Linked DNA regions of Homo sapiens: region 1 is linked to region 2. The links are chromatin loops, found by intact Hi-C in ENCODE. Cell type or tissue: pancreas. All regions are shown on one strand. Links, peaks and the distances in the headings refer to the core of each region. The heading gives the core; the rest is flanking DNA.

Region 1 (8,330 bases), core at 148-8,147, 340 kb after region 2:
TCAGGAGTTCAAGGCTGCAGGATTCTCACCACCGGTGCGGTGAGCCATGATTGCACCACTGCACTCCAGCCTGGGTGACAGAGTAAGACCCTGTCTGAAAAAATAAATTTTAAAACCATCTTTATGAAAAAAAAATTTGGCAACCCCGTATCTTTCCCTGTATCTGTCTCTGTAGAGGTGCGTCTTACTGGCCGTTAGGATGGAAATGTCTAGGAATCACTGAGCTTAGCATATCCACCCCGCAGCAGTGAATCTCAACTAGATGGAGTCCAGAGGGAAGATGGCAGATCCTCCCCTGCCTGGGATCCTGTCTGGAAGGACAGAGGAAGCATCAGCTGGAATGGCAGTGGTCTGGAGTTTTGAGTCTTGCAGCCGCCCTTGCTTAATCAGTTGACTCAGCTACACTGCCTTTGAGGGAGTCCCTTGAGAGGCCAGGGCACACAGTTTCCAGGGCTGGGGCCATTGTTCACAGACAGAGCCTTAAAGCAATGATTCCCAAAGTTTGTGGCTTGCTAGAATCACCCGGAAATCTTTTTAAATAAAATCCTGATGCCCAGATTCACCTATATTGTTAAATGAGAATGCCCGAGGGCCGGAGCCAGAGTCGGTAATCTGGGAATCTCTGCTTTGAGTGTGCAAGGCAGAGCTTCAGGCCTCAGAGTGGAACCACCGCACGCTTCCAAGAGACAGATGGTGTGAACCTATGGATTAAATAGAAAAAAAGATGTACAGTTTTCTGTTTTACAGTCTTGTTTTGGTTGTGCCTGCCCTACTAGTCCTGACAGTTTTATCTCCAAAGAATAGTGACCTGGCATCTGTCTGCAGGGACACAACACAAAAGGCCCTGTAACTTGTACAACAAATGCTCCAGATAACTGGAGACACCCAGGAACGGAAGTCACCATGAGGCTCCACTGCATTTGACTCTTCCTCCTGATTTCCTGCATGGAGGGTCAGGCTCAGAGCTGGTCACGCAGCCACTCTTGAGGTTACAAACTACAAAGCAGACATTTGCAGCCAGCACATACATGTCAGTTCAGGAAGAGATGGACACGGAATTGGGGAGACATGTACCGTGGCTACTCCTGTGTGTGTTGCTATCTCTGAACCTTGTTCCTCCCCTCCTCTTTGAAGGGACCCTACTTCAGGGACTTCCCCAGCACCCAGAGTCCTGAATTTTCAACAGCCTTCCCATGGCCCCACAGATGGGGATGTCCTGCTGCCTGTCCCTCTCCTGCCGGGGCCACTGTCCTCCCACTGATTCCTCTGTAGGGTAGGAAAGCCTCCTGCAGCCCCCAGCGGCCTGTGGTCAGTGATTGCTCCCGGCGGCCTTGAGCACCTTGAGGCCCTGACCGTCCTTGCCCCTGGAATTCTCCTGACCCCTGCTCTTCTGCCATGGTGCCGTGGTCTGGGCCTCCCTTTTCAGGCTCTGCCATGGTCCTGTTATGGTTTCAGTTTTCCCTGCTGCTCTCAGTCACGGGCTGAGCTTCGGTCCTTTTCCTGTCTCAGGTCCCCATCTCCAGCCCTGACCTCTCTCCAGACCTTCTTTCTCCCACTCGTGGTGTCCCTGTTCCTCAGCCCCTCCCAATGGGCCTCTGGTTCCTATACTCCTGTCTCCCTGATGGCTTCTTCGAATCATGCTGGTCCCTTATCAATAGCTTCTCTACCGCACTCCCTCCCCAGGCCTGTGGCTGCCACCCTCGTGGAAGCAGACTCTGTTCCTCCACCCAGGACCCAACCCTGCCAGCCCATTGCCTGGGGATCTGCTCACCCAGCTGCCTTCCAGATGTGCCCTCACTCCTCCCTGCAAACACAGAGCCTGGCCGGCCGCTGCCGCCACCCTGGGCCTCCCTCATGCTGTCCCTTTCTCTTGGTCATCCACAGCTTTTCCTTCCTGTATGCGATTTGTCTTTATATAAGAACAAGAAGTAAGATTTTTCTGGGAGCTTCTGTTCCCAATGTCTTTTTCCTCATGCTGAGCTCTTGTGTGCCATGTGGGCTGTTGCTTCTCATGTGCTCGCCTGTCCCTGCTGCATGGTCAGCCCGTGGGGGATGACGGCTGTCATCTCCGACTCCACAGTGTCATCTCTAGGGCCCTGCCTGTGTGGGGAAGGTTTGTAGCACCTGCCCATTTGCAGGTGGATTTTATATCATGGGTGGAGTTGTAAGTTTATACGGCAAGATAATTGGCTAGGGACTGGTGAACTGTCATTTCTGTTGAGCAGGAAAACCTGAGAGGCAGTAGTTCTTCTCCTGAAGCTATGGCCCAAGAAAGACCTTTTGTAATTGGAAACTTAATATAAAATGATAGTTTGCATCAGGTGGCATAGCATCTTTTTTTTTTTTTTTTCTTTGAGACAGGGTCTCATTCTGTGGCCTGGGCTGGAGTGCAGTGGCGTGATCATGGCTCACTGCCTCACAGGTTCAAGTAATCCTCCCAAGTAGCTGAGACTACAGGTGCACGCCACCATGCCTGGCTAATTTTTGTAGAGATGGGGTCTTGCTGTGTTGCCCAGGCTGATCTTGAACTCCTGGGCTCAAGCAATTTGCCTGCCTCGGTCTCCCAAAGTGCTGAGGTTACAGGTATGAGCCACTGCTCCCAGCCTCCTAGCATCCTGATGAAGAGCTTGTTCTTTACTAAATCTTGCTGATCCCCCCTCCCCTGATTTGTAGGAGGGCAATGATTTGTCTGCTGCATCGAGTTGTGCACATTAAATGAATTCATAAAACACTGATGTGTTAGCACAATTCCTTTTCAATACATGGCATCTTAATTTTTGTTCACCCATTGTAAAGGATGCCTCACACAGTTGTAGTAATGGGAACAAGAGCATTTCTGACCCTTGGCCTGAGAAACTAGAAGTGAAACTGACTTAGAGCATTTCAGTAGCCCAGAAAACACAATGAGCACCTACCATGCAGGGATTATAGTGGACCCTGGGGTTCCAGGGATGAATAAGACACTCTATCCCAAAAGAACTCATCAAGGTAAAGAAGAAGTTGTCGACAAGTTAGCGAAAGTGAAGAAAAGGGAAAATCTTAGGGGGAGGAGAGGGGAACTTTATTTTAATGGAAGGAGACTTTCTTCAAACTGCTTTTCCAAGACAGGAGAAAAATCCCATGGAATTTAAGTGCCTCCAGGAGTGTAGACAGCAAGTTACCAGCCTGCGAGGGGTCTGCTCAGTGGTCAGGACACCGTGCTCGTGAGACAGAGTGGGTTCTACCCAGGTTATTCCTCTCTGTTCCATGGCCACAAACCATGTCGGCCCTTGACCCTGATTCAGCCCCGGCCCTGGCTCCTTGGACAGCCTAGGCAGCCATCGCCCAGCATCATCTTGGTGCTGGTCCCACTGATGGAGCAAGAGCACCACCTTTCCATTGCTGGAGGCCTCCTGAAGAATCCAAGAACTACAGATATTGGGAAGATACTAAGTGGACTCACAGAAAGTAAACATCACAGGCCAGGCACAGTGATTCACGCCTGTAATCCCTTTGGGAGCACTTTGGGAGGCCAAGACAGTGAGACAGGATTATTTGAGCTCAAGAGTTCAAAACCAGCCTAGGTAACATAAGGAGATCTATCTCTACAAAGAAAACTGTATTTTAAGTTTTTAATTTAAGAATTATTTTAAAAATAAACATCACATTTACACTGTCACCTCTGTATAATCAGCCAAATCCAGTTTTCATATTTAAAGCGAATGAGCCCCCTCCTCTCAGTGGGAAAGATGAGCTGAAGCTTTACTCCCTCGATAGTGTTGGGAAAAGAAATCAGACAAAAATCTAAGGAAGGACCAAATATTGTACAGAGTGTGCCAGTAGGCTTTTGCAACTGGACTGAAAATACCTGCCTTTTCTCTCCACAGGGGAAAGTGGAAGTTGAAGCTGGGAAAGAAGGTATGAAGTTTGAAGCGAGCGCCTTCTCATACTATGGCGTGATGGCCCTGACAGCCTCTCCAGGTATGTTTGGTTCCCAGCCGCATAGGGCAGGACCACGTGTTAGGAAGTAAGGCCCCTCTCCTTTCATCTTGCTTTCTGTATCTGCCAGCTGACCCCATTCACTTCCTTTTTGAACTTTTTTTTTGAAGTATATCATATATGCAGAAAATCTGCACAAATCCTAAGTATATACCTCCATGAATTCTCACAAACTGAACACGTGTAAAGTGGCACCCAGACCAAGAGACAGGACGTTACCAGCCCCACAGAACTCCCATCACGCTCCCTTTTAGTCACTGGTCCCCCAGAGTAACTGCTTTCTTGACTTCTCAGCCTAATTCTGCCTGCTTTTGAACTTTGCATAAATGGAGACACTGTGTGTGTTACACAGAGGCTGGCTCCTTTCTCTGTGTCGTGCTTGTCACATCACCTCTGTTGCTGTGTGTGATCACACTATTTCCTCTTGCCATGTCTAGTATGCCACTGTGTGAATACACAGCAGTGCACGTGTCCTTTCATTGCTGATAGACATTGGGGTAGTCCCGTCTGGGGCTACTGTCAATATGTGGCTTTGAACATTCTTATACATGTCTTTGGGTGAACGTGTGTGTCCATTTCTGCTGGGTGCGCACCTGGGACTGGCGCTACGTGTCAGAGGGTGTGCCTCTGGATTCAGCTCTGATGTACCTGCTTACTCCCAACCTGTGCTGTGTGAATTCCGGTTGCTCTGCATCCAGCACTTGGTATTGTTGAGTCTGTTAAATGTTAGCAGTTTGGGAGGTCTTAATTTGCATGTTTCTGAGGACGAATGAGGTTGTTGCTATATACTGACTGCCTGTGGCCGGCTCTTGTCTGGAGAGCTGGCCAGGCGAGTCAGCCAGTTAAGGGTGGGTGGCCATGGGGGATTGACAGTTCTCTGAACACAAGATTCCAAGATGCCAGCCAGCCAGATGTGCTCTCAGACATGAACACAGATAGATACCTGGTGGCTTGCTGGCCTCTGGGGATGGCGCTGCTTGGCAGAGCGCACACGCTTGCTATTAATACCTGAGGCAGCCCGAACAGGTCGGGCAGGTCGACAGAGATGCTGGGGTGCCACCTTGTGGCAAAAACACCAAATGATGTGCGGTTTTAGGAAACTTCATTTACAAACCTCAAACCTAAAAATAACCCATTTTAAAAGAATTCCTGAAAGCCAGGCTTCCAAGGGGAGGAGATGCCTCCAGACAAGACTGTTTCTGTGACATTGGTCTTCATCGACTGCTCCACCCAGTAGTCTGAGGAACCCAAAGATGTTTCAGTTAGAAAGTCACTGAGACGTCAAGAATTCTGTCGTATTTCTAAACTTCCTCTGCCCCAAATGCCCCTTCTCACTATCCTTGTGCAGGTGTTTGAGTCCTGGAGGCACAGTGTCCCCACTGTCAACTGCTGACCAACACCCAACACCCACTGTGAACATGGGCCTGTCTGACCCTACTTAATGAGTAGGTTTCTGTTGTAAACTTGAAGGTGACCTTCGTTTTCACTGCTTAGTGAGAGAGACAGGGTAGCTCTTACCTAGGCATGAGAAGACCTGGGTTATAGCTTCAGTTCCATCACAGGCAGGTCGTGTGGTGTTGAGCGAGGCCCTTGGTCTCATCCTTGTTAAGAGGATATAATGATGCCAGCTCATGTGATTATTAGAAGACTAGGATGCAGTGATCCTCACACAAGTGCTTCGTCCCCTTGAAAGCATGAGGGGAAATGTGAGTATAGTAGAAAGGTGCCTGACTGTGATGAGTTTTGGCAGCTGACCTCAAATTAGCCCCAGGTGAGCAGAACCAGATTTATAAGATGGCTTTGAAAATAAACTAGGAGTGGGTTGTACATTTCTACCAATTACTGGTTCCTGAAACATAAATACCAGCGCAGTTCCTGTTGAACTGTAATGGAAGGACAAGTCTCATTTAGAAGAGGATGTGGTGAGCAGCCCTCTGAGTCTGGAACTGCTAAAAAGGAAGGGGAAATCACTTGAGGTCAGGAGTTCAAGACCAGCCTGGCCAACATGGTGAAACCCCATCTCTACTAAAAATACAAAAATTAGCCAGGCATGGTGGCACATGCCTGTAGTCCTAGCTACTTGGGAGGCTGAGGCAGGAGAATCGCTTGAACCTGGGAGGTGGAGGTTGCAGTGAGCGCAGAGCACGCCACTGTACTCCAGCCCAGGTGACAGAGCGAGAATCCATCTGAAACTAAAAAAGCGGGGGGGGAATTTCATTAATGGCATCTTACCTATTCCAAAGCCTAGTATTTTACTTAACTTTACAACTAAGATTTGGGATTTTGTATATTCATTGAGAGGCACAGTTAGTACAGATATCACAAGGTAAAGTTTCTGTTTATTGATGTTCGCTGTCTGGGGAAAACCGACAATAATCAGTTCTTAAGACCTACCTGCCCCAGAGGTGTGATTCCTGCTCAACATTTCATGTTCTGAGACTTTTCAATCTGATGGGGCAGTGAGTAAGTGGTGATGAGGATGACTCTGGTCTGCATTCCCAGGAAATCTGTGTATGCGTTCTTTACTTACTTTCCTCTATGTTGAGATTTGAAAGCGTTCCTAACAATTCAAAGCTTCAGGTCAAAATTAAAATGAGCTAAAGTTGCACAGATGGGGAGCTGTAGGCTGTGCAGTGAGTGAGTATTGGGGTGCAGGCGCCAGCGGTTTGAGTCAGGCTCTTAGGGCAGTTGACTAATCGAGCTCCCCTTTTGCGCAGCTACTGGTGATTTAAGCCCTTAAGAGTAGCAGGTTTCGAGCTATCAACCCCAATTGGTTATTAGTGGCTTAAGAGATTTCTTGGTTAGTAACAAACTCGTGGGTAGGATTTCTCCTGATCTTGGCCTCCCTGTATTCCTCTTCCTGGAAAGCAGTGTGTGTTGTTTTGTTTCTATAATACCATACCGACTTGCATTTCTGCAACTGAATGCTCATATTGTATTGATAGAACAAGTATCCCCTCCTGTCCCTTGATTACAGAGATCTCTGTTCTTGCCTTTTGATGCGATCTCACCCTGTTTTTCTCCATTTTTCAGTTCCTTTGTCCCTGTCTCGTACCTTTGTTGTCAGCAGAACAGAGTTGTTAGCAGCAGGTTCTCCAGGTAATTCTGCATGCTTCCTTTCCGTAATTCTCCTGATTGCCTTCCTTGCCCCCCATCACGCCTGGCTGGCTGGGTCTGCTCCCTTTACCTGGACAGGCTGTTTTCAGTGTTCCTTGGAGCGCTAAAGCTCTAAGGTTCCGTAACTTTATAGCGAGCTCTCCAGGAAAGCATAAGCCACAGCAGGTGGAGAGTCCAGAACAGCGCAAAGTCACCATGCACAGGAGTAGCCATGAAGCATGGAAAGGGAGGGCGGCTCTGGTGTGGATTGTTAGCGCTCCCTGCCCTTGTGGCTGACCTTGAATTTTCAGGTCAGCAGTAGGGGACTGTTCTTGGTTCTTATTCTGACCTCAGCAAGTCATGGTATCTGGAGTTTGCAGAGGCCCTGAGGGCCTCAAACCCTGAGGCCGCTTTTATAGAGCACATTTGCCAAAGGCCTGAGAGCTGTGAACTCTTCTTGGTAAGCAAGAAAAATACCCCATCCACACAGGCGCACGACATTCTTGTATCCTGGGTTCTTCCCACATCCGTGTGAGTGGAGCGCGAGCGCCTCTGCTGTCCGCCAGGCAGGCGGCCCTACTTCTCCCCACCACCAGGCAGGCGACCCCGCTTCTCCCCACCACCAGGCAGGCGACCCCGCTTCTCCCCGCCACCAGGCAGGCGACCCCGCTTCTCCCCGCCACCAGGCAGGCGACCCCGCTTCTCCCTGCCACCTGACTTTGTTTTGGAGTGAACACCCGGCACATTCCTATCCCGCTGCTGCCGACTGCCCTGCAGGAGAGGGTGGCCAGTCCTAACTAATACGTCCAGCTATTAAAAAGAAGGGAAAAGGCTTAATCTGTCTTTAATTAAAATTGCTGGGATTTCCTAGTTGGTAACACAATTTTCCTATATTTATCTTCGGAGTTTTTTCCATAATTACTATCATAAAACTTTGGAACATAAACTTGGCCACAAAACCTGACCTGAACTGGGGGTCAGCCACTACGGTTTTAGCTCTACTTGTTGTGAATCCTTGTCCGTCTCACCAAAAGTTAATGTGTTTGCGGACTAGGGCCGCCCCAGAATTGCTGGTGGTGTATGTAACATGGGGTGTATGGACTGTATCACCTTCCAGAATTCAAACATCTCTCTGGCCCCCAAGGGCTTCAGATGAAGAATGTGGACCTTTATTATTATTAATATTTTAAGTAAGATGGCACTTGAGGCTCTGAGCAGTGGGCTCAAGCTCAGGGTTGCAGCGCCTCTGCTCGCGC
Region 2 (8,330 bases), core at 99-8,098:
TTTTTAGTATGCCTTGTAATTTTTCACTGAAAGCTGGACATGATGTACCCTGTGAGAGGAACTGAGGGGTGAGGTTTTGTTTATCTAGGCTATGTTTACTGTTTGCTGTAGCTATAGGTATAAAAGGCTAAATTTTCTTCTGGTGTCCTTGTTCTTATCTCCCTTGCTGTCTATGGGTCTCTAGAGACTTCTTAAATAGGGCCTAAGACTTGTTACTCTTTTTGTTATAATCCTTGTAATGATACAGGAGCCCTGCTGGTGCAGTGGTGAGGTGAGGGAGTGGAGGATCTACAGTCCTGTGATGAGGTCTCAGTCTTCTGGGGAGCCTGTGCCCCTGAACCTTCACAAGAGCTTCTCAGCCTCCCCTTGTCCTCTTTAGGTGAGGCAGGAAGGCAAGAGGTGGCTGGAGTTCTCTTTCCCCAAGTCACTTAAGTTCTGGTACAACCCAAGATGGTTAGGCTCTGGTAAAATAGTTTCCCTCAAGGGTAGACCTTGTTGAGAAGAATAAAAGGGCTGGGCATGATAGTGCATGCCTGTAGTCCCAGCTACTTGGGAGGCTGAGGTTGGAGGATTGCTTGAGCCCAGGAGTTCGAGGTTGCAGTGAGCTATAATCATGCCTGTCAATTACCATTCACTCCAGCCTGGATAAAATAATGAGACTCTGTCTCTAAATAATAAAACAGGCCAGATGCGGCAGCTCACACCTGTAATCCCAGCACTTTGGGAGGCCGAGGCAGAAGGATTGCTTGAACCTAGGAGTTTGAAACCAGCCTGGGCAACATAGCGAGGTGCCATCTCTACAAAAAAATACAAAAATTAGCCAGGGTGGTGGTATGTGCCTGTAGTCCCAGTTACTCAGGAGGCTGACCTGGGAGGTAATAGTTGCATTGAACCATGATCACACCACTGCATCCCAGCCTGGGTGAGAGAATGAGACCCTGTCTCAAAAAAAAAGTAAAATTAAATAAAAAAAAGAAGTATAAAGGGCTTTGGGTGTTTTTTTGTTTGTTTGTTTTGTTTTGTTTTTCCCCCCAAGATGGAGTCTTGCTCTGTCACCCAGGCTCAGGCTGGAGTGCAGTGGTGTGATCTCAGCTCACTGCAACCTCTGCCTCCTGGGTTCAAGCAATTTTTCTGCCTCAGCCTCCTGAGTAGCTGGGATTACAGGTGCCTGGCACTGCGCCCGGCTCATTTTTGTATTTTTAGTAGAGATGGGGTTTCACCATGTTGGCCAGGCTGGTCTCAAACTCCTGACCTCATGATCCCCCTGCCTCGGCCTCCCAAAGTACTGGGATTACAGGCATGAGCCACTGCACCCAGCTGGCTGTTTTTCAAAATGGCTACTTTTCCCATCTCCCCTGCCAGAAACACCTGGGGGTATTATACTATTTAATGGGTGGGCTTTTGTTCCCAGAGCTCTCCAAGCACAGGCACTGTATTGTCCCCTTTTCCAGTCCCTCCTGCTGTATGGTCAAGCACAGAGCTGGCCACCAGCAGGCCCTCAGGAAACACATGTTGGTGCCCAGTTGCTCAATCTGATGACCATTCACTTGGGCCCTCCCAAGCTGAGTCAGACGATGCCCAGTAGCTGGTGAGAGCAGGCAGTCTGCAACAGTGGGACGTGCTCAGGTCCTCTGTGGTGGGCTTTGATTTAGGGGACAGTCATCTTCTTCCTTTGTCCCTTAGGTCCACAGTTTTATGTGTGAGCAAGATGGAGGCTGACCTGTCTGGCTTTAACATCGATGCCCCCCGTTGGGACCAGCGCACCTTCCTGGGGAGAGTGAAGCACTTCCTAAACATCACGGACCCCCGCACTGTCTTTGTATCTGAGCGGGAGCTGGACTGGGCCAAGGTGATGGTGGAGAAGAGCAGGTGAGGGGTCGGGGAAGGGGCTGGAAGTAGTAGGGTAACATTGATGGGGTCCTCTTGGGAGGAGGTGGAAACCGAAGGTGAAGGAATAGGCAGAAATCTCAGGGCTGGGGGCTGGAAGAAGTGAGAGTGGGGAGACTGGGAGACATTGATCAGGCAGGATGGTGACTGCCTGCTGTCCTTGGGTGGCAGGATGGGGGTTGTGCCCCCAGGCACCCAAGTGGAGCAGCTGCTGTATGCCAAGAAGCTGTATGACTCGGCCTTCCACCCCGACACTGGGGAGAAGATGAATGTCATCGGGCGCATGTCTTTCCAGCTTCCTGGCGGCATGATCATCACGGGCTTCATGCTCCAGTTCTACAGGTGGGACCTGGGGGCAGGGCCGTGGGAGGTACAGCTGCCTGGATCTGCTGGTCAGGGAGCCATACTATGATAATAATAATAGTTCTCTTGATTGGTCACTTACCAGATACCAGGCACTATGCTACATTCTTTGCTCGTATTGCTTCATTTAACCCTCGCAACAACCCTACACTATAGGTACTATTATTTCCATTTTATAGATGAAGAACTAGAGTTCTAGAGAAGCTGAAGAACTTGTCCAGGTTTAAACAGGCAGGAAATATGGGTGCCTGGATTTTAACTGAGGCAGTCCTGTGTAGAACCCTCAACAAATAAGCTACCCCAATTCCCTCTTTAAAAAGTACTTATTCCACAATGATTTTAATTATGTAACACCCAAACAAAACAATAGGAAGTCCCTTTCTTGGCTTGGTTGGGGAGAGAATAGACTGCCTCTGTAGCTGCTGGACATGTGACTCTTCTTCCTACCTCTTCCTTCCTCCCCTGCGTCCCCCACCCCACGCATTGATTGGTTCAGCTATTGAGCTGGGCTTTGGGCCGGGTGTTGGGAATGTGAAGGCTTCAGTAACCTCCCGTCAAGGAGCTCCCAGTTTTGTTGAGGAGACCAAGAAGTAAACAGTTACAGTACAGCTTGGTAAGTGGTAGGTTGGAGGAAGAACATGGGGTTGTGGGAGCAGGAGCATGGAGTGACTTACTCTGTCTCAGGAGGGGCAGGGAAAGGGTCGGGAAGGTTCCATGGAGGAAGTGATCCCTCTCAACAGGGCAGGGTTGGCCATGTATGGAAGGAGGAGGGGGAGATATTTGAGGCAGAGGGGCCAGCCTGCGCAGAAGCCCAGGTGCATAAAACAGTATGGGAACAAGCTGGGCACGGTGGCTCATGTCTGTAATCCCAGCACTTTGGGAAGCCAAGGCGGGTGGATTACTTGAGGTCAAGAGTTCAAGACCAGCCTGACCAATATGGTGAAACCCCGTCTCTACTAAAAATACAAAAATTAGCCAGGCGTGGTGGTGTGTGCCTGTAGTCCCAGCCACTTGGGAGGCTGAGACAGGAGAATTGCTTGAACCTGGGAGGCGGAGGTTGCAGTGAGCTGAGATCGTACCACTGCACTCCAGCCTGGGTGACAGAGTGAGACTCCGTCTCAAAAAAATAAAAATAAAAAACTAGTATGGGAACAGTGTGGGGACCTGCAGATCATGTGCTTTGACTGGCATACCCTCAGGACTCCCTGCCATCTGACTTCTCTCTGCCTCTCCTGGCCTTCCTCACTGGTAGGACGATGCCGGCGGTGATCTTCTGGCAGTGGGTGAACCAGTCCTTCAATGCCTTAGTCAACTACACCAACAGGAATGCGGCTTCCCCCACATCAGTCAGGTAGGAGACCTGAACCCCAGGCTGTCCTCGTGTCTCCCCACGAACAGCTTTTCTAAAGGGTTCTGGGCTGTCAGTCCTTCCTGGGTAGCACCTGCACTGAGCAGGTGACCAAGTCACCCTTTCCCAGGGTTTGGAAATATTTTCTCAAGCTGAGTAGGGGTGGATCTTCTTCCTAGACCAATTCCAAATGTGTTTATTCATTCATTCTCTAAATATTTCTTCTTGAGTGTGTCTTATGTGCTGGGGATGTGCATGGTTCTAGATGCTGGGATACATTGTTAAGACATGTGGTTGGGCCAGGCACGGTGGTTCTCACCTGTAATCCTAGCGCTTTGGGAGGCTGAGGCAGGCAGATTGCCTAAGATCAGTCTCAAAACAAACAAAAAAAACCACCCAGAAAACCAGGGTTGCAAGGCAGAGAACAGCAGAGCGGTGTCTGTGTAGTTAGGCCACTTAGAGCAGTCCCATCTGTGAAGACGACATTTCAACTGTCCTGAAGGATGAGGGATGAATGACCCAAGAGCCCAGGGAACACCTCCCCGCATAGGGAGCAGCCGTGTGCAGAGGCTCCGAGGCAGGGAGGAACTTGGCATGTTCACAGTACTGAAAGAAGACCAAGGGGGCTGGAGCACTGTGAGTGAGGGGGAGAGGGTCACAAGATAAGGCTGGGGACAGATCCTGTGCGGTTTTCACGCACGAAGCCTCGCCAGCCGACTTTCTCCCTGAAGCCCGTGGTTTGGCCCTCAGCCGGCAGGGGCCCCACTCCCAAGCATCTCTCTCCTCCCCCAGGCAGATGGCCCTTTCCTACTTCACAGCCACAACCACTGCTGTGGCCACGGCTGTGGGCATGAACATGTTGACAAAGGTATGGTCTGGGGCCGCTGCAGCATGGTGGCCACGCGGGGGCAGCAGAGTCCTAGGGAAAACGTCCTTCCCCCAGGGACAGTTCCCCAGGCTGGGTGAGTTGGGAATGGCCAGAGCCCGGCTGGCCAAGTGATGAGAAATACACCAGGGCCGTCCCCAGGTTGGTTCTTCTTGGGCCTTTGAGGGAGTTTGGGGTTCCCAGACTGGGTGTCTGGATGTGTGGCGGTAGCAAGGCCTAGTTTTCTTTTTTGTATTCTAGTCGTTCAGCCCCCTCCCCTCCCATCTTCCAGCGCTTCTGAACAACTCCTACTGTTCTCTTCCCCCAACAGAAAGCGCCGCCCTTGGTGGGCCGCTGGGTGCCCTTTGCCGCTGTGGCTGCGGCTAACTGTGTCAATATCCCCATGATGCGACAGCAGTGAGTAAAGGCCCCTTTTTCTCCCTACAAACCACAAGATTAGCAGAAAAGGGGCAAGAAACCAAAGCAGTGGGTGGCTTCTGGGGACTGCGGTGGGCATGGGGAGGGCTGCTGGGCTGAGCCTCTGAAGGGCCCTGGGATTGGCAGCTCCCATGGTGATGGCCCCGGGAGTGGTGGGTGACTTTGGGTTAGGCCGTGTGTTGAGTCCCGTGGGAGTCCTCTCCTGGGTGATGTGGGATGGGAAAGACAGGGTGGACCTGTGGAGTTTTACACTGGATCATGTCCTTTTGGACCTGTGTTAAAATTGTGAACTCCTCCTACTTCCCAAGCCCTGGGGATGGCATACAGAATGAAATGTAGCAGGCTGAGGTGTCTAAAGATAGCATAGAACCCAGAAGCTTTGAAAGAAGCCAGAGGAGTAGACAGAAGTTTTCCAGGCACCCAACTCTAAGCTTTTCAGGAGAAAAGGTAAAGGAGAAACTCATTGTGTCTCACAGTTCTTATTTCTTGACTAGAGAAATCTCTGTTATGAGGTTTTAATGATGTAATATATGTAAAGCACTCAAAATAGCACCTGGAACATAAGAGATGCTACATAAGTGTTCACTGTTATTTCTACCATTGTCATCATCATCAATATCTACAAGCCACATTTTCTTGGGACTACCAACAAATGGAAAATGTTCACACTAGTCTTTGTAGAGGAAGCACTACCAGAATAGTTGTGCACACATGCTGCTCCATTCATCTTTCCTTCCCCATCCAGTGGCCCTTTCCTAACAGGAGAATGAGTCCCTGCCACCTACCGGGGCTTGAGTTGAGTGCTGTCAAGAACTGGCCTGAGAAGAACAGCTGGGGTGGGCTGGGTGCGGTGGCTCACGCCTGTAATCCCAGCACTTTGGGATGCTGAGGCAGGAGGATCACCTGAGGCCAGGAGTTTGAGACCAGCCTGGCCAACATGGCAAAACCCCATCTCTACTAAAAATACAAAAATTAGGGCCAGGCGTGGTAGCTCACGCCTGTAATCCCAGCACTTTGGGAGGCTGAGGTGGGCGGATCACGAGGTCAGGAGATCGAGACCATCCTGGCTAACACGGTGAAACCCCGTCTCTACTAAAAAATACAAAAAATTAGCCAGGTATGGTGGCGGGTGCCTGTAGTCCCGGCAACTTGGGAGGCTGAGGCAGGAGAATGTTGTGAACCCGGGAGGCGGAGCTTGTAGTGAGCCAAGATCGCACCACTGCACTCCAGCCTGGGTGACAGAGTGAGACTCCATCACAAAAAAAAAACCAAAAAACAAAAACAAAAATTAGCCGGGCATGGTGGCGCATGCCTGTAATTCTAGCTACTGGGGAGGTTGAGGCAGGAGAATCGCTTGAACCCAGGAGATGGAGGTTGCAGTGAGCCAAGATCATGCCACTACACTCCAGCCTGGGTGACAGAGTGCGATTGTCTCAAAAAAAAAAAAAAAAAAAAAAGGAATAGCTAGAGTAGCTACTGTTTGTGGAGTGATCACACTGTGTGTCAGGTGCTGGACCAAGTATTTCATAGCCATTATCTCATTTAATCCTTACCAGGTCCTGTAAAGTGGGTGCCAGGATGATCCCCATTTTGCAGATAAGCAAAACTGAGGCTTTGGGAGGGTTAAAGACTGTGCTCAAGGTCACACACATCCCCTGCAGTTTCAGGACTCAACCCAGACAGTCCGGGCCCAGGGCCACCGCTCTCAGCCACTGCCCTAGATCACTCCTAAGATACTGCTTATTGGAGTGCAGAAGGAAGGTCAAAGGCCCAGGCTACAGGAGGTGGCTTCCTGGAGCTTAAGTGGCCTGGCCTTGGTCCCCTGGCATGTCATGTGGCTGGCAGGCTTCCATCACCCCTTTCCCAAGTCCATTAACTCCTGTCTGTGTTTAGGGAGCTCATAAAGGGAATCTGCGTGAAGGACAGGAATGAAAATGAGATTGGTCATTCCCGGGTGAGCAGAGGCCTCCCTTTGGGGTGGGAGGAGGGAATTCCCTCTCATACCCTGTCCCCTCCTTAGTGGTCAGAGTAGGCACCAATATAGGATTGAGAAGCCTTTTCTGGCTCCATCCTCACTCCCTATCAAATTTTCCCCATGTTTCTCTGTTCAGAACAGGCCCCTTCTCTCTTTTCTCCATCATTTCTGGTCCATAAAAACCTGGCTAGGTGGGAGGGGATAAAGTGAGGTCACTCAGCAACTGGAGGGTCCTTCCCTTCCCCTTTACCATCTCAGACTTGGCCATGATGCTGACCCAGCCCCCTGGTGCAGCACATGTACACTGGATACATCATTTCTGACAACTTACTATTTTCTGCCCTCAGAGAGCTGCGGCCATAGGCATCACCCAAGTAGTTATTTCTCGGATCACCATGTCAGCTCCTGGGATGAGTAAGATGGGGAAGCCCTTCCATCCTGGGGAAGCCTGTGACACAGGGTGGAGGTCTCAGCCACACTCAGCTTTTGGGTGGGAGGTGGGGCCCACCTTCTACAGCCATGCTTCTCAAACTGCTTTGCTTGATTGCTGTAAGCCTAGAAGAACCACACTAGTTCCTAGAACATCAGTTCATCCAAGGTTTGGGGTAGAAAGTTATTTTCATTTTATTAATACTTGTCAAGCCCTTGTGTTTAATGTTAGACACAGTGTGGGGTGCTAGGGAGAGTGATAGAGAAAATAAATTCCCTGCTTTGGTTTGCTTCCAGCAGTGGGTGTATTGCAAAATTTGTTTGCACGAACGTACAAATACATTTTTGAGTTTTGAGAAGGTAGCTTTGGACCTAGCAGCACATGTTTTCCTGATATTGCAAGTGTGCAGGTTGAGAAGCTTGGGAAGCACTGTTCTGCCAGGACTTTGGGGAGAAAGTTTGGGGGTGGTCATGCCTACTTGCTCTTCTGTTCTGCCTAGTGGTAAGTATTTTCTGGAGCTTCTGCTGAAGGAGAGGGAACCACTTGGTTCCTGGTCTGACTTCAGAAGGAGTCCTGGGGAGAGCCTCCCAGCCCTCCCCTCAGCTTCTCCCTGGTCTCTTCCAGTCTTGCTGCCAGTCATCATGGAAAGGCTTGAGAAATTGCACTTCATGCAGGTATGTAGGGTTTGCTTTGGCATTTTCCCTGCCCAGAGTGCGTCCAGCCACATCTGTCCCTAGGGATACCTGACCTGCCCTCCCCCACCCATCCTTCCCTTTAGCTACCATGCTGTCATCTCACTCAAGCCCACACCAATCTCCACTGACCTCCTGTTTAGATATACCATGGCCAGTTTCCTTACCTGGTCTGCAGAGAACAAGGCCTTCTTTAAGGGCCAGGGGGTCCTTGCCTGTGGGTTTTTCTTTTTTCTTTTGAGATGGAGTCTCGCTCTGTCGCCCAGGCTGGAGTGCAGTGGCGCGATCTTGGCTCACTGCAAGCTCCGCTTCCTGGGTTCATGCCATTCTCC

The links. Peaks named below come from ENCODE experiments on the same cell type or tissue, not always from the same donor. Only the 100,000 strongest peaks of a DNase experiment are listed, where the experiment ranks them.
Region 1: it touches region 2 in a loop (2.2-fold over the local background); 56 of 110 quality-filtered maps call a loop at or near these places.

The regions. Positions count from the first base shown.
Region 1 is chr10:103,064,763-103,073,092 of GRCh38, forward strand. CNNM2 (cyclin and CBS domain divalent metal cation transport mediator 2) reads left to right here. Exons shown (of 8, transcript NM_017649.5): 5 at 3,867-3,960; 6 at 7,012-7,077. Among named protein-coding and RNA genes, the nearest start is that of NT5C2, 120 kb to the right of the region's middle. In pancreas, for the core only: a CTCF peak has its summit at 5,029 (motif pointing left); a DNase peak (open chromatin) is centred at 4,979.
Region 2 is chr10:102,724,929-102,733,258 of GRCh38, forward strand. It overlaps SFXN2 (sideroflexin 2), which reads left to right. Exons shown (of 12, transcript NM_178858.6): 2 at 1,684-1,869; 3 at 2,059-2,229; 4 at 3,503-3,601; 5 at 4,391-4,466; 6 at 4,795-4,880; 7 at 6,795-6,855; 8 at 7,224-7,290; 9 at 7,931-7,980. The coding sequence starts at 1,709. Among named protein-coding and RNA genes, the nearest start is that of SFXN2, 14 kb to the left of the region's middle. RefSeq lists enhancers at 3,845-4,619, 4,620-5,392. In pancreas, for the core only: a CTCF peak has its summit at 4,503 (motif pointing right); a DNase peak (open chromatin) is centred at 4,493.